2 separate regions of the Homo sapiens genome follow, and region 2 is linked to region 1. Evidence: chromatin loops called from intact Hi-C (ENCODE). Cell type or tissue: endothelial cell of umbilical vein. All regions are shown on one strand. Links, peaks and the distances in the headings refer to the core of each region. The heading gives the core; the rest is flanking DNA.

Region 1 (16,473 bases), core at 3,023-11,022:
TTTTTTGTATTTTTTGTAGAGACAGGGTTTCACCGTGTTAACCAGGATGGTCTTGATCTGCTGACCTCATGATCTGCCCACCTCAGCCTCCCAAAGTGCTGGGATTACAGGCATGAGCCACCACGCCCGACTGATGCTAAAATTCTTAACAAAATACTAGCTAACCAAATCCAACAATATATCAAAAGATAATCCACCATGATCAAGTGGGTTTTATACCAGGGATGCAGGGATGGTTTAACATATGCAAGTCAATAAATGTGATACACCACATAAACAGAATTAAAAAACAAAATCATATGATCATCTCAATAGATGCAGAAAAAGCATTTGACAAAATCCAGCATCCCTGTATGATTAAAACCCTAAGCAAAATTGGAAAACAAGGGACATACCTTAATGTAATAAAAGCCATCTATGACAAACCCACAGCCAACATCATACTGAATGGGGAAAAGTTGAAAGCATTTCTTCTTAGAATGGGAACAATACAAGGATGCCCACTGTCATCACTCCTCTTCAACATAGTACTGGAAGTCCTAGCCAGAGCGATCAGACAAGAAAAAGAAACAAAGGGCATCCAAATAGGTAAAGAGGAAGTCAAACGTTTATTGTTTTCTGATGATATGATAGTTTACCTTGAAAATCCTAAAGACTCCTCCAGAAAGCTCCTGAACTGATAAAAGAATTCAGCAAAGTTTCTGGATACAAGATTAATGTACACAAATCAGTAGCTCTTCTATACACTAACAGTGACCCAGCAGAGAATCAAATAAAGAACTCAACCCCTTTTACAATAGCTGCAAAACAAACAAACAAACAAACAAACACCTTAGGAATATACCCAACCAAGGGGTCAAAAACCCTCTACAAGGAAAACTACAAAACACTGTTGAAAGAAATCATAAACGACACAAACAAATGGAAACACATCCCCTGTTCATGGATGGGTAGAATCAATATTGTGAAAATGACCATACTGCCAAAAGCAATCTACAAATTCAATGCAATCCCCATAAAATACCACCATCATTCTTTTCAGAATTAGAAAAAAAATTTTAAAATTCATATGGAGCCAAAAAAGAGCCCTCATGGTCAAAGCAAAAAGAACAAATCTGGAGGCATCACACTACCTGATTTCAAACTATACTATAAGGCCATAGTCACCTAGTCACCAAAACAGCGTGGTGGTGGTATAAAAATAGGCACATAGACCAGTGGAACAGAATAGAGAACCCAGAAATAAACCCAAATACTTACATCCAACTGATCTTAAAGCATAAAGTTAAGGAAAGGACACCGTTTTCACCAAATGGTGCTGGGATAATTGGCTAGCCACATGTAGGAGAATGAAACTGGATCCTCATCTCTCACCCCATACAAATATCAACTCAAGGTGGATTAAGGACTTAAATCAAAGACCTGAAACTATAAAAATTCTAGAAGATAACATTGGAAAAACCCTTCTAGACACTGGCTTAAGCAAGGATTTCATGACCAAGAACTCAAAAGCAAATGCAACAAAAACAAATTTAAATAGTGGGGACCTAATTAAACTAAAGAGCTTTTGCATGGCAAAAGGAACAGTCAGCAGAGTAAACGGACAACCCACAGAGTAGGAGAAAATCTTCATAATCTATAAATCTGACAAAGGACTAATATCCAGAATATACAACAAAAACAAATCAGCGAGAAAAAAAAACAAACAATCCCATCAAAAAGTGGGCTAAGGACATGAATAGACAATTCTCAAATGAAGATATACAAATGGCCAACAGACATATGAAGAAATGCTCAACATCACTAATGATCAGGGAAATACAAATTAAAACCACAATGCGATCCCACCTTACTCCTGCAAGAATGACCATAATAAAAAAATAATAAAACAGTAGATGTTAGCATGGATGCGGTGATCAGGGAACTCTTCTACGCTGCTGGTGGGAATGTAAACTAGTACAGCCGCCATGGAAAACAGTGTGATGGAAAACAGTGTGGAGGTTCCTTAAAAAACTAAAAGTAGAACTACCATTTGATCCAGCAATCCCACTACTGAGTATCTACCCAGAGGTTAAGAAGTCATGATATGAAAAAGATATTTGCACACACATGTTTATAGCAGCACAATTCACAACTGCAAAATCGTGGAAGCAACCCAAATGCCCATCAATGAATGAGTGGATGAATAAACCATGGTATATTTATACGATGGAATACTACTCAGCCATAAAAAGGAATGAATTAGCATTTGCAGCGACCTGGATGAGATCGGAGATTATTATTCTAATAGAAGTAACTCAGGAATGGAAAACCGAACATCATATGTTCTCACTGATATGTAGAAGCTAAGCTATGAGGATGCAAAGGCATAAGAATGATACAATGGACTTTGGGGACTTGGGGGAAGCGTGGGAAGAGGGTGAGGGATAAGACTACAAATAAGGTGCAGTGTATGCTGCTTGGGTGATGGGTGCACCAAATCACCACTAAAGAACTTACTCATGTAACCAAATACCACCTGTACCCCAATAATTTATGGAAAAATAAATATAATTTATTTTTTAAGAATTAAAATTCCATAAATTAAATTTGGAATTATAATTTATGGAATATTATAAATTATAGAATTGTAATTCCATAAATTAAAAATAATTTATGGAAAAATAACAATAATAAAAAAAGAGATGGGGGCCAGACCATGATGTGATCTGAAGCCATTTTATAAGAGGGACAACAGCTGAAGGATGTCTAGCCCAGAGATAAGAGGTCTTGGAGTCACACCACCTCTTTTTAATTATTTGCAGGCTGGTAAAGTAGAAGGGGAATTAGATATGTTTTGATGGTCTCCAAGAGGAAAACTCACAACCATGGGTGAAATTTGCAGCTTCCACCTAAATTACAAAATTTAGGAAACTTTTCCGGTGACTAAGGAAGCAGGAATACCTAATGGTAAGAGCATAGGCTTTGGAGCTAGATCTTTATTTGAATCTCCAATATGCTACTTAGGAGCTGTGACTCTGAGAAACTGACCCTTTTGTTTTCATGAGGATTAACTGAGATATTAAATAATCTAGCATATGGTCTACTACTTGTAGAGACTCAATATGGGATAGCTATTTTTATGATGCTTGTTGCTATAGTTGCTTAAAAGTTTAGTGAGTAGCCTCAGGTGGAAGTGAGTTTGAGCATAGCTGGAATGATGGAAAGGGGATTTTGTGTGTCTTATGTGGTGTGATGTGCTGGTTAGGTTAGTAGGGCCTGTTTCATTCTGAGACTTGACATCTTTTGGACAAAGTGAAGTGTTTATCCCAGCAGATGAAGGAACGTGGGGTATGGCTCATACCTACATTTTCTTTCAGGTTTGTTTTTAGAACAGCTAGATTTTGTGATTCACAATGTCAAAGAAGTTAGTTTCTTTCTAACTATGTACCTTTAGAGCCTGACCTGTGGGGCAGATATGAAGTTATTCATAATCTTAAAATAGTTCTTTTTTATTGAGGCTGAGTTATAGGCTGCTCAGAGTGCTAATCATCTTCCATATACCTTTATGGTACCATTTTTATAATAATGATATAGGAATACTGCATAATATATATTATGTAATAAATAGATAACATTTTAATATAATGACATGGGAATATTATACAATAAACATCACAGGAACATTGAGCAGGGGACAATTAATTCTAACTGGAGGACTAGGAAAGGCTTCTTGGAGAAAGTGGCATTTGAGTTGGGCCTTCAAGGATGAGTAAGACTTTAATTGATGGGCATGCAGGTGGGGGCAAGGCCTTCTGGGCTGGGCAATAGTAATTAGCAGAGATAATTATCCATCTTCCCAGGGCTAAGTCTGTCCTTTTTTTTTTTTTTTTTAATGAATGTCTTCATCATTCCCGTCACTGATGACAGAATGTTAATATGAAATTGTAGGAATGATTTTGCAGCCATTGACTGGTTGCTGTTGTCCCTATGCTGAGGTCATTTTTGTTTTATTATTAAAATAGATGAAATGCCTACAGCACGTGTGCAGAGCCCTGAGTGCTGAGGCAAGTGATGCAGGGTGACTGACTCAGGGAGGGCGTTTCAGGCAATGAGAGCTGCACTGCAGGAAAGGGAGTGTCAGATGTCACGCTGAGGTAGACCTCCATCTGCCTGGAAGAGGCTTTTTTGGCTTTGAGAAGGCCATTTCTGGCTGAGTTAAATCCACTACCTGGAAGGGGCCATTGGTATAGGAATACATCAATCAGGCTGGGAGACCCTTCACAGTTGTTTTCACTCACTCCTTTATACACTGGACAAGGCCTGGGAAGATGAGAGTGACCAGGGTTCAATAGCAGGTCTAGGGAAGCAAGATCCAAGGCTAGGGTGGTTTTCCCATGGGTGGATGAAAAAAAAGAACATCCCCTCCATCTTTCCAGCCTTAGAGCAGGGCAGTGCTTGGGCAGCTGCCCCAGCCCAAGTTTAGCCCAAGTTTCCAAGTTTAGCAGAAGTCATCTATCAGTGACCAGGGGACAGGGTTAGTGGTGGCTCTAGAATTTCCATACTGGGGTAGCACTTAGGGACAAGAATCAGATTGGCGGGTGCTGTGGTCTGAATGTTTATATACTCCCTAAACTCATGTTGAAATCTAATCACCAATGTGCCGGTATGAGGAGTTGGGGCTTTGGGAGGTGATTAGGTCATGAAGATGGAGCCCTCATGAATTGCATTAATATTCTTATGAAAGAGGCCCTAGAGAGTTGCCTTGGACTGCCTGCCATGTGAGAATACAGTTAGAAGGAAACAGAAAGAAGCTCTCACTAGACACTGACTCTGCTGGTGCCTTGATGTTGGACCTCAGCCTCCAGAACTGTAAGAAATAAATTTTTATTGTGTATAAGCCATGCAATCAATGGCATTTTGTTATAGCAGCCCAAAAAGACAAAGACAGAGTGGGTGTTAGGATTCTTGTCTTGAAGCTGCTTTTGCATAGCAAGCACTCTGTTTTTACTTAGATTGTACAGCATAGATCAATCAACAAAGCAGTACTTTAAAAATAAACTTTTAGGCCAGGCGTGGTGGCTCATGCCTGGTAATCCCATCACTCTGGGAGGCCGAGGCAGGTGGATCACCTGAGGTCAGGAGTTCGAGACCAGCCTGGCCAACATAGTGAAACCTTGTCTCTACTAAAAAATATAAAAATTAGCCGGGTATGGTGGTGCACACCTGTAGTCCTAGAGGGAGACTGAGGCAGGAGAATCGCTTGAACCCGGTGGGCAGAGGTTGCAGAGAGCTGAGATTGTACCACTGCACTCCAGCCTGGGTGACAGAGCAAGACTCCATGTCAAAAAACAAAACAACAACAAAAAACTTCTATTCATGTTTTATGTAAGGTTTAGAAAATGGCAGTTGTCCACATAGGTGGGAGAAGCGCTGATGGAGATGAAGAGTATTGAACTTCAAGCTATTCCTCAGCAGTTGGACCATGTAGAACCTGGGGCAGAGAATCGATGCCTGGGATTATTCCTGGGCTTTAGCCCCAGCCTGAAATGTGACTCAGGGACAGGAATCCAGTGTCCCAGGTGCAGAAAATGTTTAGTCCTCTCTGGAGAACTGGGAAACTAGAATAAAGCTTAATCAGAAGCCCAATTCAAGAGGAGCTACAACTCAGGGAACAATTCAGGAGCCCAGGAGTCAGCCCCACTCTATCTAAGGCAGTGTTGGTCCTGTTCCTTCACTCAGCATTTACTAAGCATCTACCTTTTGCTAGACATGGGGCACTGTACAGGGGGTCAAAGATAGATTAGTTAAGATCCTGACCTCAAAGACATGCAGGTATATGGAGAGAGTGATCAAAATTAAGTACCAGATTGGGGTGGGAAGTGTAATAATAACAGCAACCATTTATTGAGTACTTACTATGTTTCAGGTCTGGTACTAAGCTCTTTATACATATTATCTCACTCCTCACAATAACCCCAAGAGGTAGGTATTTATTGTTCCCATTTTACTGCAAGATGATATGACTTGTTCAACGTCACATAGCTAGACTCCAAAGCTCGTGCTTGTGCAAACATACTTTCAGCCTCTCAGGATGGATCTGAGAAATGGAGCAGGGCTAAAAAGAGGGAAATGGTTAATTGAAGGGCTGGAATATAGTATTCAGAGGCAGGAATTGACTGGCCTCTTTAACTGATGCTAACTGATGTATATTTTCCATACCATTCTTATCCCCCTAAGAGTTAATTCTGATAAAGACAGGTAAGAGCTTGGGCCCTGCAGTGATGAAAATGGAAGTAGGGGAAGAGGGAAGCCAGTGATGGGGAGGAGATGTAGGAGGAAAAAAAAAAAAAACACACATGTGTTTGAGACACGCAATTTTGCTAGACTTACAGTTTGTCAAGGGCTGGCCGTGGCTATAGATAAGACTTATCCAGCAATTGAGAATTTGAGAATTAAGCCAGCTAAGATGGGTGTCACTGTGCTTCTTAGCCTGGTCAAGCTGGAGCCATTCCATTTGTGGAAGAAGGGGAAGCTCTAGAGAATTCTCAGTGGATTTATTAGCTCTATGAAGAATGGTGTTAACTAAAGGGAAACAATTGTTCAGGTCACACAGTCTGGACTTCAATGTCAGATTTATTAAGTAATTAACTGTGACTCACTCAATGAACATCTGCTAGTTGAATTGTTTATTGGAAGGCACAGTCCTTGCCCTCAAGCAGCCTGTCTCTGAGATGGTAGGAAGGTAGGGCAGAGGGGAATGGGGATAACCAGTCTTTCTGCTTTGGCTAAAGGATGTAAGAAATGAGATAAAAATGAGCCACAGCATTAAACTACCCCAAACAAAATAATGATATGGCAATTTGACTTATTTCTCAACCTTGCATCTGTTTATGTTTCTATTTTTGGAGGATTCTCCCTCCATTCACATCACTTGGACATACTGACCACTTTCCAGGCATCTCAGCTCAGCAACACCCAGAGTGTGTGTCATAAGATCTGTGGGTCTGAGGAAATGGCAACACATGCAACAAAGGACTAAAATGTTCCAGGCTACTTGGCAAAGAAAGGTCAGCCCATGACCGAATGGGACTTAACATTGTTGGCAACAACTCTAAAAACCCTTAGTGATCAGCGAATGAAGAAGGTGTCTGTGATGACTATGCTGTTTCCAACAGTCCCAATGTCAAATTATCCAGGACTTTTTGCTGAGTTTTCTTTCTTTTGATGTAATTTCATTCTTTAAAAAGATAGTTCTTTACATACATAACTGAATGTATCTTAATTATTTTGCCTTTGAAGGACTTGTCACATAAATAAATTAACATATCTGAAAAGAAAAAAACCCATCCGTATGGTGAGGCCATGCATTCCAGTCTTTGGTTTTGGAAAATTTGGTTATGGGAGAGTTAGGAAATCAAAATCCTTTCTTGTTGTACCTAGAAGAGGCAGCTCCTTGTCAGCAATGTAGTTTAGGGGAGAGTAGAAGTTAGAAATGGGATCTAGGAGTTTTGACACAGTGGCTTCCCAGAGCAAGTTCTGGGATTACAGTCAGGTTGAGAGAAGTTGGAAAGGGACCTAACAAATATCCATGGAGCCTCTCCCTTGTGCCTGGCTCTGACCAGGTGCTTCACATGCAACTTCATTTGATCCTCACTTCTGCCCTCTGAGGTGGGCATTATTAATCCAAGTTATAGATAAAGTCACTGAGGCCCACTATTAGTACCCTTTGAAAAGAACAAACAGTGGATTTCAAAAGTTCAAAATTTCTTTTATACAAAGCATACCTATTAAAAAATACATTTTTCTAGTGCAAAAAGAAAGATGTCAGGGAAAGATTAGCTTGCTTAGAAGAGATAAGCCCTCATTCTCTGCTCACGCCACAATTCTCACTCTTTCCCCAGTAAATCCACAGGTGATACGTCATTGGCTTCATGAGAGCTTTGGAGATGATCTTACATTTGCACCTTCTTCACACCCTAAAGGGAGCTTTGAATCTCCCCCACGGTTCCCATATCTTGCATGTGAGTTATTTGAGATAACTCTCTGGAATTAGCTGATAAATCTTTCCTGGAAGCTTCTGCTTTGACTCAAGAGGAACTAAATAAAAGCTTTCAGAGTGCCATTGTGTATTATCCATGCTGTTTCACAGGAATCCCAAGTGGAGGATGCAATATATTGTTTTAATTACAAAGGGATAATAGCCCTGTGTAAGGAGTTATTTGTAATGAGCTTTGTAAAGGAGTTTTACCACGAAGAAATGAGTCTCACATAATGAGCTATAAAAGCTACTGTGATTATTATTATTGGTTTTATTCAGGGCCAGACCTCAGTGAGATTGGGACAGAGGCTGACTTTTACCTGAGCACCATTTTTCCCTGCCCCATACATCTGTTCTTCTCTGGGCATCATTGCTTTCCTCCCTTTTCATCATTCTTAGCCCCCGGAGGAGCCTAGTCCTTTCTACGAGGAGAAGAGCCTGGGTTAAATGCATTTATATAAAAGTAATAGAGATGTAATGTGTTTCTTTTCCCAGAGGTATTTACATTTTAAAACTTTGGGCTCAAGAGGGCTATACTTAATTCAAAGGAACAAGTCTCCAGTGGCGGAAATGCAGGCCTTATGGAAGGAGGAGTTTCAAGAGAGACTTTTTGAGACAAGACTAAGAAGATAGAGGAGGAAGAGGAGAAATATTAATATATTCCCACCCATTTTCATTACAAAAGGATAATGGCCTAAAATATGGCATTTGGGTGGGATGAAATCAGTTCTCCCACTTCCTGATACAATGTCTATGGAAGTGCCTGTTGGCTTTCCTCTACAGAGGGACGGCCCTTGTTTCATTTATTGCTTTCTAAATCAAATGACTCCTTTGGGAAATGGTATAGCTCAAATCAATTCAGTTCAACTTGTGGAGATGTAAATTCACCATAAAGTGGTGATACAAGTATAAAACATGGTCCTTGCCTTCAGGGAGCTATAATCCCCTTGAGAGATGCAGACGATTCTTCTCCATGATGCAGTAAGAAAATAATGTAAGACAGTGCATTATGGAGGACTATGTACAGCTTTAAAATAATTTTTTATCCCTTCTTTCTGCCCCTTGCAGCAAAAGTGCCATCTATAATATACTGTGTCGGAGATTTGAGCCTCTACTTGTTACCAATTTGCTGAGAGACAAATGCATATACAGGTTAAGTATCCCTTATTCGAAGTGCTTGTGACCAAAAGTGCTTTGGATTTCAGGTCTCTTTGAATTTTGGAATGTTCGCATTATACTTACCAGTTGAGCATCCCTAATCTGAAAATTAAAAGTCTGAAATGCTCCAATGAGCATTTTCTTGAAGCACCATGTTGACAATCAAAAAGTTTTAGATTTTGGAACATTTCGAATTTCAGTTTTGGATTAGGATTACTCAATCTGTACTAAGAAGTTTGTGGTGTTTTTCTCCACAACAAACCAACTTAATGTCGTCAATAGTTCTTTCTCTTCCATGGAAAGCCACAGGCACCCCTAAAGGGAAACTGGTTGTATCCCTCTCAACTTCCAGTTCTCTCTCTTTGTCTTTCTCTCTTTCTCTCTCTCTCTCTGTCTTACTGACCCAGGTTACGACCTGTTCTTTTCCTTGGCCTGGTCTTTCTTTTCGGATCACTGTGAATTGGGCACTTGAATTGGACTGTCTTTGAGTTTCAGGCGCTATTTTAGCCCTGAATGATTTCTCTTCCCCAGTTACTCCATACTCCCTGCTGCAGCTGCTTCTGTTCCCTTGCCCGATCTAAGCTCTATGAGGACAGTGCAGGTCAGAACTGGGCCCCTGTTTTCTCAGGAGGGGAAGTTAGGCACTGTGACCCTACTTTGCAAGAATAGCAGCCGCCGCCGCTATTCTTTATTTAGATCAATGCATGGGTATTGAGTGATTGGGTGAGCCCCTGGAGAATCCTGAGACTCTAAAAACATTTTACACCATGCAGTTTCTCCATGAGGTACTAAGGAAGTCAATAAATCTTCCCATATCACCCTGGAGGGATAACATGAAGAAAATAGATATAAAACCAAGATTTTCAGCTATTTAGTTCCCAGGATGTTAAGCAATCACAGATAACTTTTAAAAAAGAAATTCTTAAGTGTAGAGGGTACGTGGAACTTTGTACAAAGGCAGTATTGATGGTCAAAGCAAGTAAGAACTGTGCATTTGAGGCACCCACTTGAATCAATCGAGGTGATCCATCTCGTGGAAACATGGTTTTTCTGATACAGCTGAGATGTTTGCCATCATTTTAGAGCTGAGTTTCTCAAAATATGGTTTCTAGACTACCTGCATCAGAGTCACCCAGGGAGCTAGTTAAAAATATAGATTTCTGGGTTGGGGCCAAATTTGGATGCTTTCAGCTACAAATAAGAGAAAACTCAACTCAAAGTGGCTAGGGGAACTGATTAATTTAGAGACTCAATAACCTCTCCAAAGACACTTCTGCTATGATTTCAAGGTATCCCCAAAGTTCATGTGTTGGAAACTTAATCCCCAATGCAATAATGTTTAGAGGTGGAACCTTTAAGAGGTGACTAGGTCAAGAGGCCTCTGCCCTCATGAATGGATTTTTGTCATTATTGTAGGAGTAGGTTTGTTATTGACAGAGTGGGTTGTTATAAAAGCAAGTTCAGCCCTCTCTTGTTCTCTCTTGCCTTGCCAGACGCGGCCCCTTGATCTCAGACTTCTCAGTCTTCAGAACTGTGAGAAATAAATTTCTGTTCATTATAAATTACTCAGACTGTAGGATTCTGTTATAGCAGCACAAAATGAAATAAGACACAAAATTGGTACCAAGCAGTGGGGCTGTTGCTATAACAAATACCTAAAAATGTCAAAGTGACTTTGGAACTGAGTAATGGGTAGAGGCTGGAAGAATTTGGAGGAACAGGCTAGAAAAAGCCGATATTGTCATAACTTGAGCGTTAAGGGTGATTCTGGTGGGAGCTATGAAGAAGACAAGAGCTGTAGGGAGAGCCTGTCTTCTTAGGGATTACTTAAGTGGTCATGATCTGAATGTTGGTAGAAATATGGACAGTAAAGGCCATTTTGATGAGGTCTCAGACAGAAATGAGAGACAAGTTATTGGAAACTGGAGTAGAGGTCATCCTTGTTACAGAATGACAAACAATTTGGCTGAATTTATCCATGCCCAAGGGCTTTATGGAAGGCAGAATTTAAGAGCAATAAACTAGGATATCTTACAGAAGAAATCTCTAAGCACCAAAGCACCAAAGGTGCTGCATAGCTTCTTTTGGCCCCTTGCAGTAAAATGAAAAATGAGACAAATAGTTTAAAGATTGAATTTATGATCAGAAAGGAAGCAGAATATAAAAATTTAGAAAAATGTTTTCTGTCCATGTAAAGAATAAAGAAGCCTTTTTTTTTTTTTTTTTTTTTTTTGAGACAGAGTCTCACTCTGTCACCCAGGCTGGAGTGCAGTGGCACGATCTCAACTCACTGCAACCTCTGCCTCCTGGGTTCACACCATTCTCCTGGCTCAGCCTCCTGAGTAGCTGGGACTACAGGCGCCCACCACCACACCTGGCTAATTTTTTGTATTTTTAGTACAGATGGGGTTTCACTGTGTTAGCCAGGATGGTCTCGATCTCCTGACCTTGTGATCCGCCCGGCTCGGCCTCCCAAAGTGCTGGGATTACAGGCGTGAGCCACCGTGCCTGGCAAAGAAGCATGTTTATGAGAGGACACCAAGGATGCAGACAAGCAACTATTTAATAAGGAGATGATTACAGATGGAAGGAATCCAGATGCTATTCATTGAGACAATGGGAGAATGACCCCAAAGGTATTTCAGAGATCTTCAAGGCTGCCTCTTCCATCACAGGCCCAAAACTCTAAGAGGGCAGAATGATTTGGGGGGATGAGCCTTGAGTGCCCTCCATGAGCTCTCTGCTCAGGGTTGCCTTGGGATTCTGCTCCCCACATTCTGGCACAGTGCTCCTTGGTCACTCTAGCCTTGGTGAATGTAGGCCCAGATGTGGTTCGTGCCCCAGCTCCAGAGAGTGCAAGCTGTAAGCCTTGGTGTTGTCCATGTGGTGCTAACTCTGCAGACACAAAGAGTGCATGAGCTGTGGGGCCATGGCGGCCTCCACTGAGATTTCAAAGGGTGTTGTGGACAGCCTGGGGGCTCAGGCAGAAACTTGCTGCAGGAGTGAAGCTGCCACAGAGAATCCCTACCTAGGCAATGACTAGTGAAGCCATGGGAATGAGGCCACCGCAGAAAACTCCCACTATGGAAATATCTACTGGAGCTGAGGGAACAAGACCACCACCAAGACTCCAAAATTGGTGTCTCAGTTCATTTTGTGCTGCCATAACAGAATATCACTGCCTGGGTGCTTTAGTGTAATCTAGGCTGGGATTGCCGCAGATACCAGACTCCAGCTTGAGAGAGATGAAGCTTGGCTGAGCCCAGCAAAGTTGTGGGGGTAGGGCTGCCTGGGCCATGGGGGCTTAACCTCCACCCAGGTGTGCCCAGGATTCAGGATTTGGAGTCAAAGGAGATTATTCTCCAGCTTTAAGACATACTGTTGCTTTCCCTGTTGGGTTTTATAGTTAGTTAGGACCAGTTACTCCTTTCTTCTTGCCTATTTCTCCCTTTTGGAATGGGAATGTTTATTATATGCTTGTCCCACCATTGTATATCGGAAGTAGACAATATGTTTAATTTCACAGGCTCACAGCTGGAAGAATTTGCTTTGGGATGAATTCTGCCTTCAGTCTCACTGATAATCAGTTTAGATGAAACTCTGGACTTCAGACTTTTGAGGTGATGCTGGAATGAGTTAAGACTTTGGGGATATTGGGATGAAATAAATGTATTTTGCATGTGAGAAGGACATGAATTTTGGGGGTTAGGGGAAGAATGCTATGGTTCAAATGTGTCCCCCAAAGTTCATGTGTTAGAAACTTAATCCCCAATGCAATAGTGTTGGGAGGTGGGACTTTTGAGAGGTGAGACTTTTAAAAGGTGATTAGGTCGTGAGGGCTCTGCCCTTACACACGGATTTATGTCATTATTGTGGGAGTGGGTTCGTTATGGAGAGTGTGCGTTGTTATAATAAAAGTGGTTTAGCCCTCTCTTGCCCTCTCTCACCCTCTTTTGCCCTCTCTCACCCTCTCTTGCCCTTCTGCCTTCTGCCATGGGATAACTCTGCAAGAAGGTCCATGCCTGATGCTACCCTCTTGCTCTTGGACTTCTCAGCCTCAGAATTGTGAGAAAGAAGTTTCTGTTCCTTATAAATTACCCACAAATTGATATTCTGTTACAGCAGCACAAAATGAACTGAGACACCATTCTTTCTTTCTTCCCTTATGTCAGATGTGTCCTCAGGCTAGTTCCCCTCGTGGTCGGAAGATGGCTGCCATATCTCCCAAATACAGCACAATAATGGCCAGCAGAGGGAGAGACATTTATGTGATTGATGAACCCTTTTCCAGGGCTGGCTCCATGGGCAGAGACATGTGCAGTCACATAGGACCCTGTGCTCAGAAGACCCCTTTACTTGGCTTAGTACACTGCTCTCACCATCTTGAAATTATTCCTAATCTTATCTTTGAACTTTTGTTTGATAAGTGGAATCTGATGGGAAAACGGAGCAGGTCCACGAACAGAGAGAATATGTGTCTCTGCCCTTCTGTTACCCTATTTACATATAACATCTACAATGTCCCATGAGCACAGAATGTGTGGGAAGTTCAGCAAGACTCAAAGCAAGTACATGTTGTGGGGGGGAAATGTTTTTCTCTCTATCCTTCATAGTTTTTAGATAAGAAAGACTCCTGTAAAAAAAAAAAAAGACAGAATAATAAAAGAAAAAGAAACAGAAGTTTAGTAACATGTATACCTCATGTATATCTCTGGGAGATACCCAGAGAAATGAGTTAATCTCAGAACAGACTTAAATACCATTATCTGTTAAGACAAAGAAAGAAAGGTGTGGGAAAGGCTGGTTATGAGGAGATGCCCAGGAGAAGCATGGGAAACAAGGGTAAGATTGGTTATGCAGATTAAAGTCAGTGTCTTCTCCATTGATAAGTCTCTTGTTATTTAGTCAGCCTTCTCTTCCTTATACTGAGAGAAAGATGCCCTTACAAATGGAGGCTTATGGGTATAAATTTCCCTTACAAAAGGGTAACTTCTACTCTGTTTTCAGAATTTCTCCTGTGTCTGAAGTTTCTCAAAATAATCAGCTCAAAATAATCCTTATGCCAAAAAGGCATATTTGGGGGTAGATATTCTTTTCTGCCATAGTCATACTTTGGGGTGCATATTATGTTCCCCATAGTCATATTTTGGGGTAACATATTCTGGTCTCCTACAGTCACATGTTGGGGGGTGCATATGCTGGTTTCCCACAAGGGTTCCCCTTTGTTTTTCATTTATTTTCAGAGCATCTTTAGGACCAACTGCGCACACTTTGAGAAACACTTCTTCTTTGGAAGGTAGGTTTATCAAGACAGAATTTAGTGGGCGTATTTTTCTTTTCTAGATACTATGTCCAAAGTTGGGATAGGAGACACCAGAATAACAGAGAGGAATGTTCATGTTGGTGTGGGCCCACCTACCAGGCCTTCTTGGAGAGCTGAGTCTCAGAACAGTTAGTATGTGTTTCTGCTAAAGATCTTCTTTCTCTATTAAAATACAACTCTATTAGAATAACTGTACAACATTTTAGCTAATGTCCTAGTCAACTAGTCTAACATCTCCAATCCCACTCATTTTCAGAAGTTTTGATATCCCTCTTGCCCTCCACTCACAATTATTGAACTCTTTCCTGTGGCTCCTTCAGCTATTAATAATAAGTTTAGAAAGACAATAAAAATAAACAGATGATGATGGAATTTATGGCAAAGGGTCACTAATCTGACTTTCTTGCTGTACGGATAAGAAACTGAGTGTTCCAGAAAAGGAAGTGAGTTAAATAAGATTATACTGCAAGTTAGGAGCATATTCAGGCTAGAATTCAGATGCTTCATGTTCCTCTCTGGCTGGAGGTCTAACCTCCATGTGTCATTCTACATGGCTCCTTTCTCCAAACTCCTTCCTCCTACCAGCCTCAGACCTGAATTTCAAAACATCAGTTTAGTAAATACAAGTCAGTGCAATGTGACTTGGTTGAATTTCCTTAACTTCTGTTTTTCTTCATTCCTTTGACAATGTTTTAAACCTCAAAATCATCTCCACACCCTCTTTTTTGTTTCCTTTCTTTCATTCCTCCTCTGCACTTAGTCCTCCACCTCCTACTCTGTCATTTATAGCTGCCACTCTTCTTCTGTAACATTTCTTGGTGAAGCAGAATAATAATTAAAAATAAAAACTCAACTATTATCTTAGTAGCTGGCATCAGAATTCCTGTTAGGGAAGAAATAATCTGTTAAGAACACAGACTTTTTAATATTAAATTTTGATTTGTTTCCATTGCTTCTGGGTAAATCCTCCCTTCTTCATTTTTCTCAAAATGTCAGCAAAGGCCTTGTAAAATTGTAGTGTGTGTGTGTCTATGTATGTGTGTATAAGTAAATCAAGGAAAGGGACTGGGTTTCAAGGGACTGTCACTCAAGGGACTGGGTAAGAGGGCTACACGCACTGGAAGGTGAGATCACTAACAACAGAACTAATTCCAGAACCAGAGGAGGCCACAAAAAAGTAACTGCTCTGAGAGAATGCAGACATCTTGGGGAGGGCATTAAACTTTCCACAGGATGTGGAATGGAGATTCGAGCCAATCTTATCTGAATCTCAAGTGGCAGGGTGCCTGAAACTGACATTTGGGTTATGTTAGATTTTTATTTTATTTATAATATCACATCCATTTCCTTGACCCTTCATAACCTTGCCTCACCCTACAAAGCAAGTCTCCAGACAGAATCCCTCTGCTCCAGCTAGGCTAATATTGGTGTAGGCTCAAGAACACATCACATTGGCTCGGAGCTCCCACCTTGACTCAATTTCTCTGGATATTGGATCTTAAATGCCTTTCCCACCCCACTATTCTGACTCATCCCTTAGCGCCTTGCTCAAGTTCCCCTGTGAGTTTGCTCACACTCTCTCTGCTTCTGGCTGCTTACTACTCTTATAGTTGATACCCATGAGGTCTACTCTTGATTAACATGCTGTTTTGCACATGTGGGCCCATTACTGGTTCAGATCTGCTTGGTTTTCAACCTTACTGTGATGTGGGCTCATTAAGGCCAGGATCTATCTTGTTCCTTTGAACTCCACAGCACCTAGCTAGGTGCTTTGTATTAACATTAAATACTGACAGCCTACTTTAACCTTCCTCTTTGGAGCAATCCATGCACCAGACCCTTTGTTTGTTCTGCTACCTTTAGTCTCTCAGTTTTGTCCTTACTGTTAGCAGCAAGAATCCTTTTCTTTTAGGACTGTTGAATCCTCTGATCAGTCCCACTCTCAAATCAAACTCCTCTGGATGCCCTGATA
Region 2 (16,473 bases), core at 5,273-13,272, 53 kb after region 1:
TTGAACCTGGGAGGCAGAGGTCGCAGTGAGCCAAAATCGTGCCATTGCACTCCTGCCTGGGCAAGAAAGCAAGACTCTGTCTCAAAAAAAAAAAGAAAGAAAGAAAGATTAAAATCCCCAGTCCTGGGACTCTCAGAGCTCAAGTGAAGCTGCACTCAGCTGTTGCCTTCATGCCCTGACTTCAGTGGGAGAGAATTAGGCATGGTTGGTAGTGGATTCCCTCTCCTTTTCTCCTGTCCGTGGAGGCTATTGTTCCAAGCCCACCACAAGAGTTCTTAAGCCTGGGATCCCAGAAGATTCCATTTGCCTTAAGCCTAAGAAGTATGGACATGATCTTGATCTTGTCTTTGGGATTAAAACTTGAGATATGATAAGAGTAGGCTCATAGATCTAAACACCAGGAGCAAGGAAGTCTGTGTTTCTTTTGCTTTCTGCTTCTTGGAACAGAGTGTTCTTGCCCTTTTTAGCCAGTAAAAGTCTTAAAGGGGACGGCTTATGCCTGTGGTGTCTGCATCTTAACCAGCAGAAAAGTGTGACCTCAGCCCACTAACCGTGGCTCCAATTACCCATTTATGGCCTCCAATGAGGCACGGAGGACTCACCGTTCTTGCAATTAGATGCTGACAAATAATTTGCACATGTTGTCATGTAGGCTGTAAGGGAGGTAGCCCTGGACCACAGTGTCTTGGGAAGGAAACTTGTAGAGTCAGAGATTCACTTGGTAGAGAAGACATTGGAAGGTCTCCTCATTTCCCCCCCTTGCCACTAGAGAGAAGAAAAAAAAGAAGCAATTTTCAGTATGCCAGTTTTAAAAGACTTGTGAAGAAGGTGATGGTGCTTCTTCCTGGAAATCAGTGACAGTGCTGAACCACCTTCATAATCAGGGCTGAATACAATCTCTTCTCCTAGGGTTGGAGTCCATTCTTCTTGTGCTATCTGCAGGTCTGTTTGCTCCTACCTGGAGGGCCCTGTGCCCGCCTGTCTTACCAGGCCAATAGGTTTCATGAGAATTTCTTCTACAGCCATGGGGAGAAAGTGCCTAATCTTTCGCACCAGGTGAACCTTTTCTGTACTTATTGAGTGATCTTGGGAAAGTTACTTCACTTCTCTGAGCCTGAATTTTCTTTTCCATGAAATGGAAATAATAACATACTATCTATCTCACAGTGTTGTGAGGTGAAAATACCTGGTACACTGAAGGCCTTCAATAAATGTTCCTCACAGCCATTAAAAAGAACAAAATCATGGCTATTGCAGCAACATGGATGCAGCTGGAGGCCATCGTCCTAAGCAAATTAATACGGGAACAGAAAACAAAATACCCCGTGTTCTGACTTCTAAGTGGGAGTTAAACACTGGGTACTCATGGACATAAAGATGGCAACAATAGACACTAGGGAGTAGTAGTGTCTATTGTATAGAAGGAGGAGGGAAGGAGAGAGGCAAAAGTTGAAAAACCATCAGGTACTACCCGCCCACTACCTGGGTGACAGGATCAATTGTATTCCAAACCTTAGCATCCTGCAATATGCCCAGGTAACAAACCTGCACAGGTACCCCCTGAATCAAAAATAAAAGCTGAAATTAAAATAAATAAATTTAATTTAAATATAAAAAATGTTGCTTTTTCTTCCCCTTCATTATAGCACAACAAAGAGATCACTCTGTACGAAGCTGTTTCCCAAATGATTTTTTCTCACATAATTTAGCACTTCATTATACCATCACTGACACACATACATATAGGATACTACCCTTTATACTAATTGTTTTGTCTCAATAGCTCTTTTCTACAACTAGAATGTCAGCTCCTTGTGGACAGGGAGAGCCCTTGTTTCTCACATAGAATAGGCTGGGCCCATAGGAGTAGCCAATGATTCCTGTTGAGATAAGACACTGATTATAGTGAGAAAGGCTTTATAACGTCATTTTTCTGTCTTTTTATCTCAAAGTAAAAGAATGTGAAATGTGCCTAGTACAATGCCTGGCATGTAATAAATGTTGAATAAAGTTTATTTTGCAATCCCACCTCTACAGCTTTTCCTTACAGGTATGATTTACTAATTCTTTGACTGGATTTGGGCTTCCTCTCTAAATCCCGAGTCCTCCATATTTTGTAATGCGTGGAACACAGACTTTGATACTTCTTTCTAAGACCGTTTCTTGTGTGAAATATGAGGAAGAAGGGGAGGGCATGGGAGAACCTCAGTTCCCACCCTTGGCCCTCGTCCTGTCCTTTTCTCTGGTGCATTGAATATCTGCTTACGGGGTCCTTCTTAGCTATGTGGTGATTGCCAGGTTAAGCCCCTTTAGAGAATCACCTCACATCCACAGCCCAAATGACTTTTTTTTTTTCTTTCAACTTTTGTTAGTCATTGCCTGAGCCAGGTGCGGAATAAACCACATTTGTGAAGCCCTTGCTGAAGCAACGTAGCTGTCCTGGATGCCATGATGAATGGTCCCCGGGTGGAGAGTTGTTTGACCTCATTGACTTGGGATGATCACAGTCAGAGACCTCAGCCTTCTCCCAGCCCTGAGGCGAACTTCCTGGACTTTTCTAGCAAGCCATCCAGTTTCTTCACTGCTTTAGTTCTCTGTCAGCCAAGCACGAAGGGAAAATTTACCTTGTATACCCTGCTCTCCCTCCAGGGTCATGAGTGTGTCTGTATCTGGGCAGCTCTTCCCTTCTGCACATTCAGAGGAAAACGGCATTTTCCTGTAATCTCCAGGCCTGCCCGAGATCATCTCTCCTCTGGCAGCCCAGTGATCTAGGAGTGTACATTCCACTAAACCTTTCCCACTTTCAGACTATCTCCCAGCTGAGACTTTATGGGTTCTTTAACTGGCTACCTCCTGGATGGAGATAATAAGGTGTTCCTAGGTGTCCCCTGCTCTTGTAGAGAGGCTGGGATGTAGGGGCAAAGTCACAGTGTGAAACTCATCTCTGTTTTGGAGAAGCAGGGCTTGCTATTGGTTTCACATGCTAAATTCCATCACAGGACTTTGGTACAGCCATGGCAAGTACAGGCAGGGAGGAGGTTGTGTATTGTATTGCATTGCATTGCATTGCATTGCATTGCATTGCATTGCATTGCATTGCATTGCATTGCATTGCATTGCATTGTATTGTATTGTATTGCATTGCATTGTATTGTATATTGTATTATTATTTTGCAGCCACATCTACAGTACCTCCATGTTCCCAACCATTCTATGTGCTTTTCACATACTCGTTAGTCCTCATGACAGCCCTGTGAAGTAGATAATATTCCCAATTTAGAGTTGAGGAAACTGAGATGCATAGAGGTTAACTTGCCCAATGTCACACAGCTAGTAAGTGGCGGAGCCGGGATTCAAACCCAGTCAGGCTGGCCCCAGAATCTGCTCTGATGCTGCATAAAAGTGGGGTAAACTCTGGCCAAGGAATCAAGAATCCTGCATTTCCTTTCACCAGGGCTGTTGCCTCCCTTGAAACTGGAAATTCAGCCCCTTGCTCTTTTCCCTCTTGCTGATCCTAAGCTCATTCACCCATGAAAAATATAGCCCATTAAGGAAACATCTTTGCAGAATCTTGGAATGCTTGTGACCGGTGCTTTGCGGGAAAGGCATGTTTCAGGTGATGATGTGGAGCAAAGGGACCATTCCGGCTTCCTGCCCTGCCTCTGCCACATACTACTGTATATGACATTGACAAGTGGCCTTTTCTCTGGGCCTCAGTTTCCCTGGCTGTTCCAGATGATCACTGAAATTTTCTTTAGTTCTCATAATCTGTGGGCTCTTAGTCATTGTTTTGTCTGATTTCAGTCCACTCATAGTAACCTCTGTTGTTGACACTTACCTCATTCCAACTGGGTCCACGGCTAAGTGTTTAAGTTGAGGAGTCTGGGGGAGAAGTTGGAGAATGGGAGGGTTTGAGGGAAGAGATACCCCCACAGTTTCTGAATTTGGTCACCTGTGGCATGTGATCTAACAAGAGCCAACCTTACTTTCATCAGTTCAATTCCAGTTGGGAGACCTGTTTGCTTTCACGGAAGGAGCAATAAGATAAATGTTGGCATTGGTGAAAACTTCTAATCCTGATTCTACCACTTACTTTACAAACTGGGTCGCCATAATCATGTTACTTAATTTCTGTGAACCTCAATTTCCTCAAATGTAAAATGCAGAAAAGGTCTACCTTATAGAATTGGAAAATAGAATGATTAAGATAAAAATAGGCAATATATATATATATATGAAGTCTCTAGCCCAGTGCCTGATGCGTAGAAGGTGCTCGCCTCTCTTTAGAGGAGAAGGGGAGAGAGTATGATTCTGGGAGTGAGGAATGCCCTACACTTTTGGAGCTGGGAGGTTAGCATTTCTTTCCTTTCAGGTTAGTCCTGGTGCCTATTCTGGGCGCTGGATGGTTGTGACTTGTGAGACCGTGTTTTCCTGTGCTGGCTTATGCTTAGTTCATTGGTGTGGGCATAGTGGAAATCCCAAAAAAGGCTTGTTATGTGAGTGAACACCCTCTTTTTTCTGATGACGGGAAAAGGATGGGAAGAGGGATCTCTTGGGCAGTGCCAATTTTCCTGCTGATGCTCCAGGAAAGCCATGGCCTGGGAAGTCTGAGGCGACGCAGCAGAGGGGTGGGCAGGAAGAGACTTAGGGAGGTGGTGCACCAGCGGCCCGGGGGAGAGGCAATGTGGAGGACTGCTGTGAGGACAAGGACAACAGGCAGACAGACAGGGGGAGGGCTGCAGGGAGGAGGGGGCTCTGCCTCCTTGGGGGCCAGAGAAGGGGAGCACAGTGAGCTGAGGCTACGAGGAGGTGGAGGGAAGAAGACTTTTAGAGCAAAGACTCTAAGAGCACAAAAGAGAGAGAGGGGAGGGAGGGATTCAGAGGGGAAAAGGGGTGGAGAGAGAAAGAGTAGGAAGAAGTGGGAGGAGGGAAGGCGACAGATACGATTAAAAAGAGGGTGGAAGAGGAACAACTGACAGGCTCAAGAGCAAAAAGCGTGGGCAGTTGGAGAAGAAGCAGCCAGAGTGTGAAGAAGCCCACGGAAGGAAAGTCCAGGGAGGAGGAAAAGAAGCAGGTAAGAGTAGACTTGAATTTGAACAGCTAAAGCTACAAGTGGATATGAAGTAGCCAGAGGAAGGGAGCTTGGATTCTAGGCTGGATAAAAACAAAGCTCTTTCTTTCTACCTGTGAGTTTATTCCTTACCCCTCCCGCTATTTCCTGTGATAGTGAGGTATGGATATATTAAAAAGGAAGGTTTAGCGAAGCAGCAGATAAATTACTTCCTTGATTTAGAGGGAGATGAAGAATTGCGAGTGGAGGGCCCTTGGGGTTCCAGCCTACTTTTGTGGAGTTCAGTCCTCTGGGGGCATCTTAGAAGTGGGTCACCAGTCCATTCCCAAGAACTTTTCTTAGAGGGAATTGGCCCTTTAAAAATAAAACCAACACTGTTTTACGATGCTTCTGCTAGGCATGGAATCTTTTTCAAAATGCCTTTAGCAGCATCTAGGGGAGTGTTTTGCTTTTTTTTTTTTTTTTCTCCCTAAGGCATGTTGGATGGTTTAAAAATATTCCCTGCTTAGTTTCCTGCAGAGTATCATGTCCCCGCTGTGCAGTGGCCACATGTGAGAGATCCAGGCTGCCACTTGCAGCCGGAGGAAAGAGGCATGTGAAACCAGCGAGGAAGGCCAGGAAAGCACCCACTGAAGGTCTCCTTTCCACTTGTGGTGTGAAGTAGGAGGCCATGGGGTAGAAAGATTCTGTTAGTTTCTTCCTGGACCTTTCTTCTGAGCATGCAGTGAAAGAGCCCAAACTCAGGGGCTGGGAGGCCTTGTAGCAGACACATCCCCATGCTGGGCCTCGGTTTCCTCATCTATAAAATGGGGAATTTGAAGTAGAAGGTTCCCTCTGGTTCCATTCAGCAGTAACGGTGTGTAAGGCTGTGATTCCATAGGCTCAAAGGCAACTCAGAACCACTGAAAAAGGGAGGCGCAACACAAGAATTTCTCATCCTGCTCTGTTGCTCAGTTTTTTCCTTATTCTCCCTCGCAGTATTCCATTATAATAGAGGGATTCCTTGTTCTCACTCCCCAGCAAATCACTGGGGCTGCTGTTTCTGGAAAAAGGCTCTGGTGCAAAGAGGTCCAGCTGGCTGCGTGGGGAGGCAGGGCAGTGCAAAGAGCACCGAACAGGGAGTCAGAAGACCTGGAACCAGCAAAACTGAAGGAGAGAAGAGACCAAGGGGAGCGTGTGGAGGTGCAGCGCCTCTGACTGCCTGGTGCTGTGGCTCATGGCTGGGGACACCAGCTGGTATTTAGAGGCCTTCTAACCTGACTTTTACATCAGCAGGCCAAGCAGCCTCCATCCCCTCCACCCACTGTCCCCAGAGTCACAGCCAAGCCCAGCCCAGTCCTTGATTCACTGCTCTCTAGGGACAGCTCTGAACTTTCCACCTTCCTGCCAAGTTGCCCGGCGGCAGAGCTGTTTGGAGCCTGCTCCCCTGGCTGTCCCTCCAAGCCTTTTCCTCACTCAGCACCTGCCAGTGAGGAGTCCCAATGACCACAGTCTGCAGAGCAGAGAGTACCAGGAGGGGATTCTGTGGCTTCCAACCCAACACTCTCTGAGCATCCTTCACCCACACATGTGACGTTCACAGAGCCACAGCAGTCACAGAATCAGGCTGCCCTGCTTTGTCTCTGCCTTGGAACCCCAGAGGTGTGCTTGCTGGGCTCCTGAAGCTGGTCACTGTTCTTACATCTTAACTGCCTCACTCCTGTCCCCTCTCCTAGTACTGCCTAAGGTCTGAGAACATTAGAACTGAAAGAGGTCTCTTCCATTACCAGCCTCCTTCTTTGGCAAATAAGGAGAACAAGGACTAGAGAAGGGCATGACTCGTAGGAGACGACACAGTGAGTCAGGGCTGATTGAGTTGGGAGAGCACCCTGCCCTGCTCACTCATACCGAGGGCTCTTCTAATGTCCATCCCCCGGCTGGATTTTCCTAGCCTCCATCTCTCCCTGAGTCTCCCTGATTCTTCCACTTGAGTGTCTCTACAATTCCATTTTTTGGTATTGACTCCCACCTGCCCACCTGCTCTTCATCGTCTACACTGGCTGTTCGTGGGGCACAGGCAGTGGAGGGCACTGCCACAGTGCCGCCTGGTCTCTCAGGTACTGGCTGACCCCACCTCTTAGGACAGGGGACCTGTCTATGTGGATCAATCAGGACAGGAACTGGATGACCTGCCGTTTTCAGGGACAGGGAGACCCAAGGCCAAAGCTCTGCCCCCGTCCTAGGGAAGGACTCACTTACTGGGGATTCCAGTAGCTCTCTGTGTGAATGAACTCCCATAAGCACCAACCTGGGCTCAAGGGTTGAGCTGGACAAAGGGGAGAGATGACCATTTTCCTGGAAAGCTTCAGGGTTCCTGGAAAGGAAGCTGACTTCCTTACTATTGTTGGAAGCTGCTGGCTCCTGGTGATGCCAGCTTGATGCACTTTGAGAATAAATTGTTTCTGATATATTAGTAAATAATGGGCAAGTAAAATTTAGTATTCAACAGTCCACTGAGAGTCAGGAGGTCGCAGAATGAGAGGTATTGAAAAAATCACAGAGGGACCTTAGAGTTTATCTAATTGAGGGGTAGGGCCGAAGGAAGAACCTGGGCATTTGGAGTCACATTTGGCTAGGATTTTAGCTGTGTGATCTTGGGGAAATTATTTAATGTCTCTTACACTCAGTTTCTTCATCTGCCAAAGATGCTAATAAATATCTTCCTCATAAGGTTTTATGAGGATTAAATATTTTAAATGGCTATCAAATAGAAAGGCTTCCTACGACATATAATTCCAAGGAGGTATTGCTGGTTTTTTATGACCACAGATTTTTTTTTTCTAGGACTCCTTCTGCTGTCCTCTAAGCTAGAAGTCAGAAACTCTGGACTTGTTTCTTGGCTTTGCCACTAACTTGCCATGCTATCACAACTGGGCAAGTCACAGACTCCCCAGATGTTCTAACTTAGAGATGGAAGAGCCTCTACACTTTTGTTTCACATGTGAGCAAAGTGAGGCTCAGGGAGGGGAAATATCTTGTCTAGGATCACAAAGAAACAGCTGGAACCAGAAAAGAGCCTCTCTTCATGAAATGATAACATTGCATTTTCACAGGGGATTTCCCGAATCTTACTCCAACCTGGCAACTCCATGATTCAGAACCTCAGGAGAGGACAGAGGTGGCTAGGGATCAAGATGTCCCTTACCCTCAGATCACAGAGTAGACAACCCCCTCTTTCTCTTCCAAGTAGAACTGAGCCTGCTTCAAACCTCTCATTGTGAGTGTGCCTTCTGCTTGGTGATCAGATTCAAAAGTGCTGCAGCTTCTCAGAAGAGAGGCATCCCATGAGGCATACATTTTATAATATGGAGCCATGTGGAGTCCAACTCCAGGCCCAAAATCTTGAGTTAAGGACACATTAGGAGGCATGCTGGACTTGAAACAGGAATGAGAGTGGCTTAATTTGATTGGGCCCTACACCTCCCTGATTCTCCAGACTTGACCCAGGAGGTCTGGATGCCTTGTGAGATAACTAATTTGTAGACAAATTCCTATACTTTCCATTGTCTGTGTTTTTCCCATCTCTGACAGTTACCCTCTTTTACCTGTGCCACATGAGGGTCCTTGCTGTGTCACTAACCAGCCTGAAGCACTATCAGATTCTGCATCAAGTTGGCTAGTTGGATCATGTCTGAGAGGAGTTTTTACTGGAAATGTCAGAAAAGAAAACAAGGAACTAATATCATTGAGTGCCTATATGCCAGATACTGTTCTAGGTGACTCCACATGTCCACACATTACGTTATCCCCATGAATAAACATTCCTATTTGTTAGATGAGTTAGAAATTGGGAGGATAAGTGACTTGCCTAGGGTTACACTACTAGAGAGTGATGCAAGCAGGGTCCTAGCCCTACTAGTCCTTAGAGACCGGAAGTTCCTCCGCCTAATAATTGCTGTTTCTGTTGTTCTTGTTATGATTTCACATCAATGGAACACCAGAGCCTGCTGTTTGGCCAGCCAAGAACCGGGCAGTAGACACTGCTGCAGCCAAGAACACTTGCTGGCTAAAAAAGGAAATAACTTTCTATATGTGAATTCTGGCCAAATGATGGCAGAGGCCGAAGAGTCTGGGAATCCTGACCACTGTGGGCTGAGGGCCCCAATGTAATAATTAATTCTAGGAACAGCATATGTAAGGGATGGCCAGCCAGTAAGGCAGAAGCTAAAAGGAAAAACGCTGGGTCTCTTCTGAGGCAAGGTAAAGTGGGAAAAATAGATGATGATAACTCTGAGAGTTAAGAGACTGGAGTTCTGGGCACGGGCTTATCATCATCTATCAGTCCTAGTCCTTGGTTTTCTTTCTCTTGTCAGAGATGTAGAGAGGATGTGGGCTTTAGAGTTAGGCTAGCTGGATTCAAACCCTTTATGCAGCATTTGCCAGTTGTGGCACTTAGTACAAGTACTTAGCCTCTGAGCCTCAGTTTTTTCATCAGTGAAATGGGGCAATACTACTTTCCTTGCAGTGTTAATGGGAGGGTTAGAAAGTATAGTTATAAAGGGCTTCACACATGGGAAATACTCAAGTTAGTGTTGTTATCACTCTTACTTTACTTCCTTGGACCCTTGTCATCTTGTTTAAAAATAAGGAGTTGAGTTTGATTGATCTCTACATTCCGTTCAGCTCTACTGCACTATAAATCTATGACAAATGGGGAAAATAATAAAGAAATGTGGGTATTATAATTTTCATTAGTAATTAATTGCATGGGTACTAAGTTACCCCCTTGGAGCAATTAATAAGGACCTACCAATATTTTGTTGACATTTAATATCTCCATTTACTACTCCCTTTCTTTCACTTTTCATATTTTTTCTTCCAACAGTTTAAGAAAATTATTTATCCTAGCACGAATCTCTTTCTGCACTTTACTCCCTTCTACTTCCTTGGCTTTGAAACAACTGTCTGCCAGCAGGGTGTCTCTGAGTGGACCCATCTGTTCTTGCCAGAATAAAATAATTAAATTTAAAAAGGAATTAATTATCTGCCATTGGTGCCACTGGCCAGAGTAAGAGGAAGACTGAAGTGAGTACTTCATCTCACTCATCTCTTCTCCTCTCTTATCTCTATCTTCCTTTCCCCTCTACAATGAACAAGGTTCAGGGATGCTGGCCCTCAGTGGACTTCTAATTCTGAGGAAGGTGCCCACACTGCCCAGCTCAGTAGCTACAGTTACATCACATGCCTGATCATTTCTCCTGAGGCTGAAGTAGTTACCCCAAATGTAAATCAGGAAAAGAATGAAAATCCTAAATGTAAGAATTAGCACCAGTCACCTACAATCAACTCCCTATCCGAACAATGATCTCAATGAACATTCCTGCTTCAATCATCTTATATAAAAGTGGCCAGCCTTTGACTGGTTAGGATTTTCCAAAGAAGGAACTTCAAGTGATTTAGATAGAGTTTAGCACAGTTGTCAAGGCAGGGACACTGCTGTCAGATGAGCTGGGAGCTCTTACTAGCAGTGTGATCTTGCTCAAGTTACCCTCTCTGAGCCCTGTAACAAAAGATGAGAGGCCAGCCATGGTGGCTCATGCCTGTAATCCCAGCACTTTGGGAGGCCGAAGTGGGTAGATCGTCTGAGCCCAAGAGTTTGAGACCAGCCTGGGCAACAGGACAAAACCCCATCTCTAAAAAAAAAAAAAAAAATAACAAAAATTAGCTGGGTATGGTGGTGCATGCCTGTGGTCCTGGCTACTTGGGAGGCTGAGGTGGGAGGATCACCTGAGTTCAGGAGGTCAAGGTTCCAGTGAGCTGTGATTGTGTCACTGCACTCCAGCCTGGGTGACAAAGTGAGACCCTGTCTCAAGAAAAAAAAAAAAAGAATAGTCCCCACTTCCTCAGGCTGTTGTGAGAATCAAATGAAAACAGATATGGAAAGACACTTATAGAGTGTCTGGCACATAGAAAGGTGTCAGTGAGTGTTATTTTATTTCCATTATTATTATTATCACCTAGATCCAAATTCTTTTTTTGTGTGTGTAACTGGGTAAACTAGAAGACGTAGTTGGGAATATCAAAGGATAACAAAGATTACTGAAGTAGCTGAGGATCAAGACCACTTTCTCATGCAATTCTCCCTACATACCCATTTTAAGGAGAAATTATTGGGGTGAGAGGAAATCAGAAAACATGTACACAAATTAATAAGGTACAAAAGACTTCTGACATAAAGGTTATGCTTGGTGCTTTGCTTTATAAAGCTACCTTGATGTCTGACATGGCAGAGGAGCTCGATAAGCACTTTCTGAACTAAACTGCACTGATATGATACTATTTCTCAGGCAGCCTTTCAGTGAGGCCCTTTGGGTCCTTTCACAACAGAATTTTCTTAATTGGGAAGCAAATGAACTCTGCCCTGCACCACATTCCACTGTATGGTGAGTGGAATTATAGCATGGGCCCAGGGGGTTGTTATTATTACTATGAATAACAACCTTTATGGAGAACCAGAGATCTGTTAGATACTGTCCAGAACATGTGTCGTTGTCCAGAATTAGACTCAGACTCTGTGGAGTGGTCTTGTCATCTAATTTTGACAAGCTTGGATAAGTTCCCCAGTACTATGAGGGGAGGAGGCAGTGAGAGAGTAGTCCACAGTGATGGAATTTCTGCTTGAGACACATTCATTCCTGCTGAGAGAACGGCTCTGTCACAGGTAGAAGAAACACTCAGTGGCTTCCATCTCCCTGGTGTTCTGGTCACCATCGTCATTGGGCAGGTGTCCCTATGCCAGCTTCCCAGGCAGGCCCCTCCACTGACATGCAGCATGGCCCCAACGTGTTGCTTGGCCTCTGTGTGCATTCTCATCCTTTTCTTCAGCAACCGGTAAATAATTGCCTTGATCAATTTGGCATTAGGTGTTTTGAGAGACCTAAATGCTATCAATTCATCCATCGTTGTTTTTATAAAGTACATACCACACTGTGCAGGGTGTGGTATTGAGCACTAAGGGGTTTGGGGTGGAGGGAATTTCAGGAGGATAATACAATGATGAACAGAAAAGCAGTTTGTCTTCAAAGAGCTCAGGGTTGAGTGGGAGAGAGAATACATGGCCTGTAGAGCAACTAATTCTCAGGTGTGTGAGACCTCCAAGGCTTTACAGTTCAGCCCAAGGCCCAGCTGCTGACTTGGGGGACACAGAAATTATTGTAAAATACTATATTAGAAAGGCTATTATGTGTGACTCCACAGGACAGAACTGGAATCAAGAGAAAGAAGAGAATTTTCAAGGCATCCCTATGGTAGGGCCTCACTCACTAGCAATATACCTTCTTAAGCAGGAGAGACGAGGGTGCAGTCACAGCAAGTGTGCTGGGAGGTACCTGTCATCTGCAGCCTACCTAGTTGATGCTGCAGCCACTACTAAAAGACTGCTACAAGCATGGACATTACTAATTGTGCAGTCCTTTACATCCCCAACCCCATTTGGAGGCTTCAGATTAGGCCCTCAGGAGCAAATAATGGACTAAGCATGGCCTATCATGTGGGTTGAGAATGACTCCAAACTCCTAGGCATGGCTGTTAAAGCCCTCCACAATCTGCTCCTGCCTGCTATGCAGACTCTCCTTCCATGCTCTGCTCATTGTACTCTAAAACCATGCTGGTTTTCATTTCAATGAATTTGTTCATGCAGTCTTGCCTTTGTCTGAAATCCCCTCATCTCTTCTGCAACTCCTCCATCCACTCCACACCCCTACAGACATCACATACCCCTAACTCCTACACCAGAGTTATCTCCACTGGGAAGTCCTCTCGAAGGTCTAAGAATTGATGAGCTCCACTCTTGGAGGGGAGATGGAATGAAACTTTCTGGCATGCACCAGACTTGAACAGAAACTCTGGAATGAAGCCCTGGTTCTTCCCCCATTAATTGTTTATTTGAACGAATCACTTTTATATGTTTCCTCCTCTGCAAAACACAGGCAATAACAATCACCCCACAGAGTGGTTATGAGGATTCATTCATTCAACAATAAAAATTGAATGTCTATAACATTCTGAAGGTATTCGGTCTTGAACAGAACAAATATGATCCTGCTCTCTTGGAACCAACAAGAGAATGTAGAAGCACATTTTGAACAGTATGTAAGCTTTTATTTTTATTTATTTATTGTGAGGTTTTATTTTTACTGCTGACCTTAAGAAGAAAGACTTGAGCCTCCTTAGGACCTCTTTGCAATCTTACTGCTAGCCAAACATTTTCTTCAATCATTAAGAAAGCATTTATTGTGTACCAAATGAGAGAACCTAATGCAATAAGAATGCAAAGTAGAAGACAGGGCTTTTAACTTTGAGAAGCATACTACCCATTTGAGAGAAAAAGCTGTTAAATACTTGACAGAAGGAATCATGCCTGACTTTATTAATTTTTTTTTTTTTTTTTTTTGAGACGGAGTCTCACTCTGTTGCCTAGGCTGGAGTGCACTGACGTGATCTCAGCTCATTGCAACCTCCACCGCCCGGATTCAAGCAACTCTCCTGCCTCAGCCTCCTGAGTAGCTGGGATTACAGGTGCCCACCACCACACTGGGCTAATTTTTGAATTTTATTAGAGATGGGGTTTCACCATGTTGGCCAGGCTGGTCTTAAACTCCTGACCTCAGATGATCTGCCCGCCTCGGCCTTCCAAAGTGCTGGAATTACAGGCATGAGCTACCACACCCGGCCGATTTTATTAATTTAATAGACACCATTGAGTGCCCAGTGTGTGTCAGGCCTTGCACCTCTTTGGTACTGTTCTCATTACTCAGAACAGTGGTAGGCACATAAAGGGGACTCAGCAAAGTATCTGCAGGTTGGCTGATAGACAAATGTTTGGAAAACAAGTCTAAGGAAATATATAACCAAGTGTGAGGATGTATCCTCCATGCTGGATGGTAATTAAAATTGCTACCATGTACCAGATGCTCAGTCTTCTGGAGTTCAGGGGACACCAAAGAGGGCTGAGGTCAATTTTAGAAGACTTATCCATTTTGCTGTAGATTTGCGGAGTCAGAGGAAGAGGTTCTGGCTATGAGTTTATGATTAATCTGGGTTGCTCTGAAATGATTTTCTTTGAAAAACACTGGCCGTGTAGGGGGACCACGAGAAGGAGCACTGGGCCGGGCATGGTGGGTCATGCCTGTAATCCCAGCACTTTGGGAGGCCAAGGCGGGAGGATCAACTGAGGTCAGGAATTTGAGACCAGCCTGGCCAACATGGTGAAACCCCTTCTCTACTAAAAATACAAAAACTAACCAGGTGTGGTGGCACACACCTGTAATCCCAGCTACTCCAGAGGCTAAGGCAGGGAGAATTGCTTGAAACTGGGAGGCAGAGGTTGCAGTGAGCTGAGATGGTGCCACTGCACTCCAGCCTGGGTGACAAAGCGAGACTTCATCTCAAAAAAGAAAAAAAGAAGCACTGGATTCAGAATGTAGGTGCCTGAGCTTTATTTCTGGTCATTGGCCATACAGTACATGAAATAAAATCATAAAATGATTCATGCTCACTATACACAAAATCCTTCCTCTGGCCCTCTTCCTCTTATCTAAGCACCATGTTGCTATTGCCAAACAAGTTTCCTAGTGGCCCCTCCAAAATTTGCTTTATCTCAGGATAGGACAAGTTGAAAGAGGATGTTGAAGGTTTGGGAGTGAAGAACCTTTAGAGTTGGGATGGTTCTCTTCCAGGTTCTAGGGACCATCTCTTTTTGCCTTGCTGATTTCAGAACTTGTATCAGTGGCAGAGGGCTTTAGAACGCAATTCCCTAGGACTCTCCCCAAAACCCAAAAACCAGATTCAGGCTCCTGCCCCACATTCCCATGACACCTTATACTTCCTTTATGTTAACACACATTGTGTTTTACTGAAATCATGTATTTAATGTCTGCTGTTAATAAAGGGGTATAAAGGCAGTTACACTCAGTGAAGTCAGGGAATCCCTTGTTTGTTTCCCCTCCTTCCTGCTGTATCCTCATTGTCCAGAATGATGGCTGGCACCCTGTAGCCACTCAATAAACGTATTAAATGAATTTTAAAAAGGACATTCTAGGCAGAGGGAACATAAGAAGCCAAGATAAATGGGTGAGAAATGGTGAGATGCACATAAGTACATGTGAAATTGTGTAGCTTAAGTATTGAGTGTGTGAGTGGAAAAGTGGAAAAATGATAGCATAAGACTGTACAGGGTTTCACATGGCAAGTTAAGCAGTTTGGACTTTCTAAGTGGTAGGAAGCCAGTGAGGATAACTGCTAAAGCAGTGAGGTAAATTGCCATTGTGTTTGATAGCATTTATTCATGGCATGGGCAGCTTCCTTTGCCCCTCCTAATACACTTCCTGCCAAGAAGCAGATAATAATCTACAAAGTATTTTATATGCTATACGCCCAGTAAACTCACTGAGTATCTAATCTACAAATTTCTTTGGCTGAGATGGGGTATCCAAAGGGAGCCAACGTAGCTGGAAAAGTAACTACAGCCAGAGACCTTTCACATTATAAACTGAGCATCTGGTACATGGTAGCTATTTTAAGTTTCTCTGACCTTGCCTGAGCGTCAGCAGGAAGTCATACATGAAAAACCCTTCACCCTATTTCCTCTGCCTGGGCCCAGGAGGTCTGCCTCACCCCTATACCTCCTCAGATAGTTTCTCTTTTTCCCTCCCAATAAGATATCCTTCCTAATACTGCCTTTCTGGTTTTCCAAGGTGTTCCTTTCTTGTATCTGTGCTTTACCTCTTCCAGGTGGAATTCCTTGGACAGCAGTGAAGGAGTCAGCAGTCAAGCCTCTTGGCAGACTAGACCAAAGGGTCACATTCTTTGCCTGGAACTATTTTTATACTTCCTTGGGGACTTGCAAGGAATGAGTGACAGAGTGAGAAGATCAAGGGAGAAGTCTTCAGGGACTGAGTGTGGAAAACTTGCCCCAAATCCTGGAAGAATATGACATTTGTTTCTTTTTTTTTCTATTTCCATTTTCCTCTCATTTCCTCCCCTTCTACTCTTGCTCCCATTTCTTTTCTCCTTTGTAATGCACCTTTCTCTACTTTCTGCTTTCTCTTTTTCCCTCCTTCTTCTACTCTCATCCTTCCCCACTGCTCTTGTTGCTAGTAATGGCTACCTTTTATTCAGTTCTTATTTGCTGAACACTGTGTTAAGTGCTTTGCACGCATCATCTCATAGCACTCTATGAGTTAATAGTATGTCCATTTTGCAGGTGAGGAAAGTGGAACACAGATTGAATCATTTATCTAAGCCCAGCAGATGGTAATAGAAATTTGTCAAACCTCAGTAAGCTAACTCCTGCATCTGTCTTTTCTTAACCCTACATGGTCTTTTTCTCCATTTCCAACTCTCCCTTGTCCTTCCCTTTTCTT

The links. Hi-C counts contacts between places; a loop is a spot of excess contacts. Peaks named below come from ENCODE experiments on the same cell type or tissue, not always from the same donor. Only the 100,000 strongest peaks of a DNase experiment are listed, where the experiment ranks them.
Region 2: it touches region 1 in a loop (3-fold over the local background); 11 of 110 quality-filtered maps call a loop at or near these places.

Annotation. Positions count from the first base shown.
Region 1 is chr1:147,812,589-147,829,061 of GRCh38, reverse strand. No RefSeq gene overlaps it. Among named protein-coding and RNA genes, the nearest start is that of GJA5, 60 kb to the right of the region's middle. In endothelial cell of umbilical vein, for the core only: no CTCF peak of the experiment used is centred there; DNase peaks (open chromatin) are centred at 6,611 and 6,901.
Region 2 is chr1:147,761,853-147,778,325 of GRCh38, reverse strand. It overlaps LOC102723321 (a long non-coding RNA gene), which reads right to left. Exons shown (of 3, transcript XR_922079.4): 2 at 603-765. It also overlaps a transcript of GJA5 not described here. Among named protein-coding and RNA genes, the nearest start is that of GJA5, 9.5 kb to the right of the region's middle. In endothelial cell of umbilical vein, for the core only: no CTCF peak of the experiment used is centred there; a DNase peak (open chromatin) is centred at 8,955; H3K27me3 peaks cover 1,166 bases.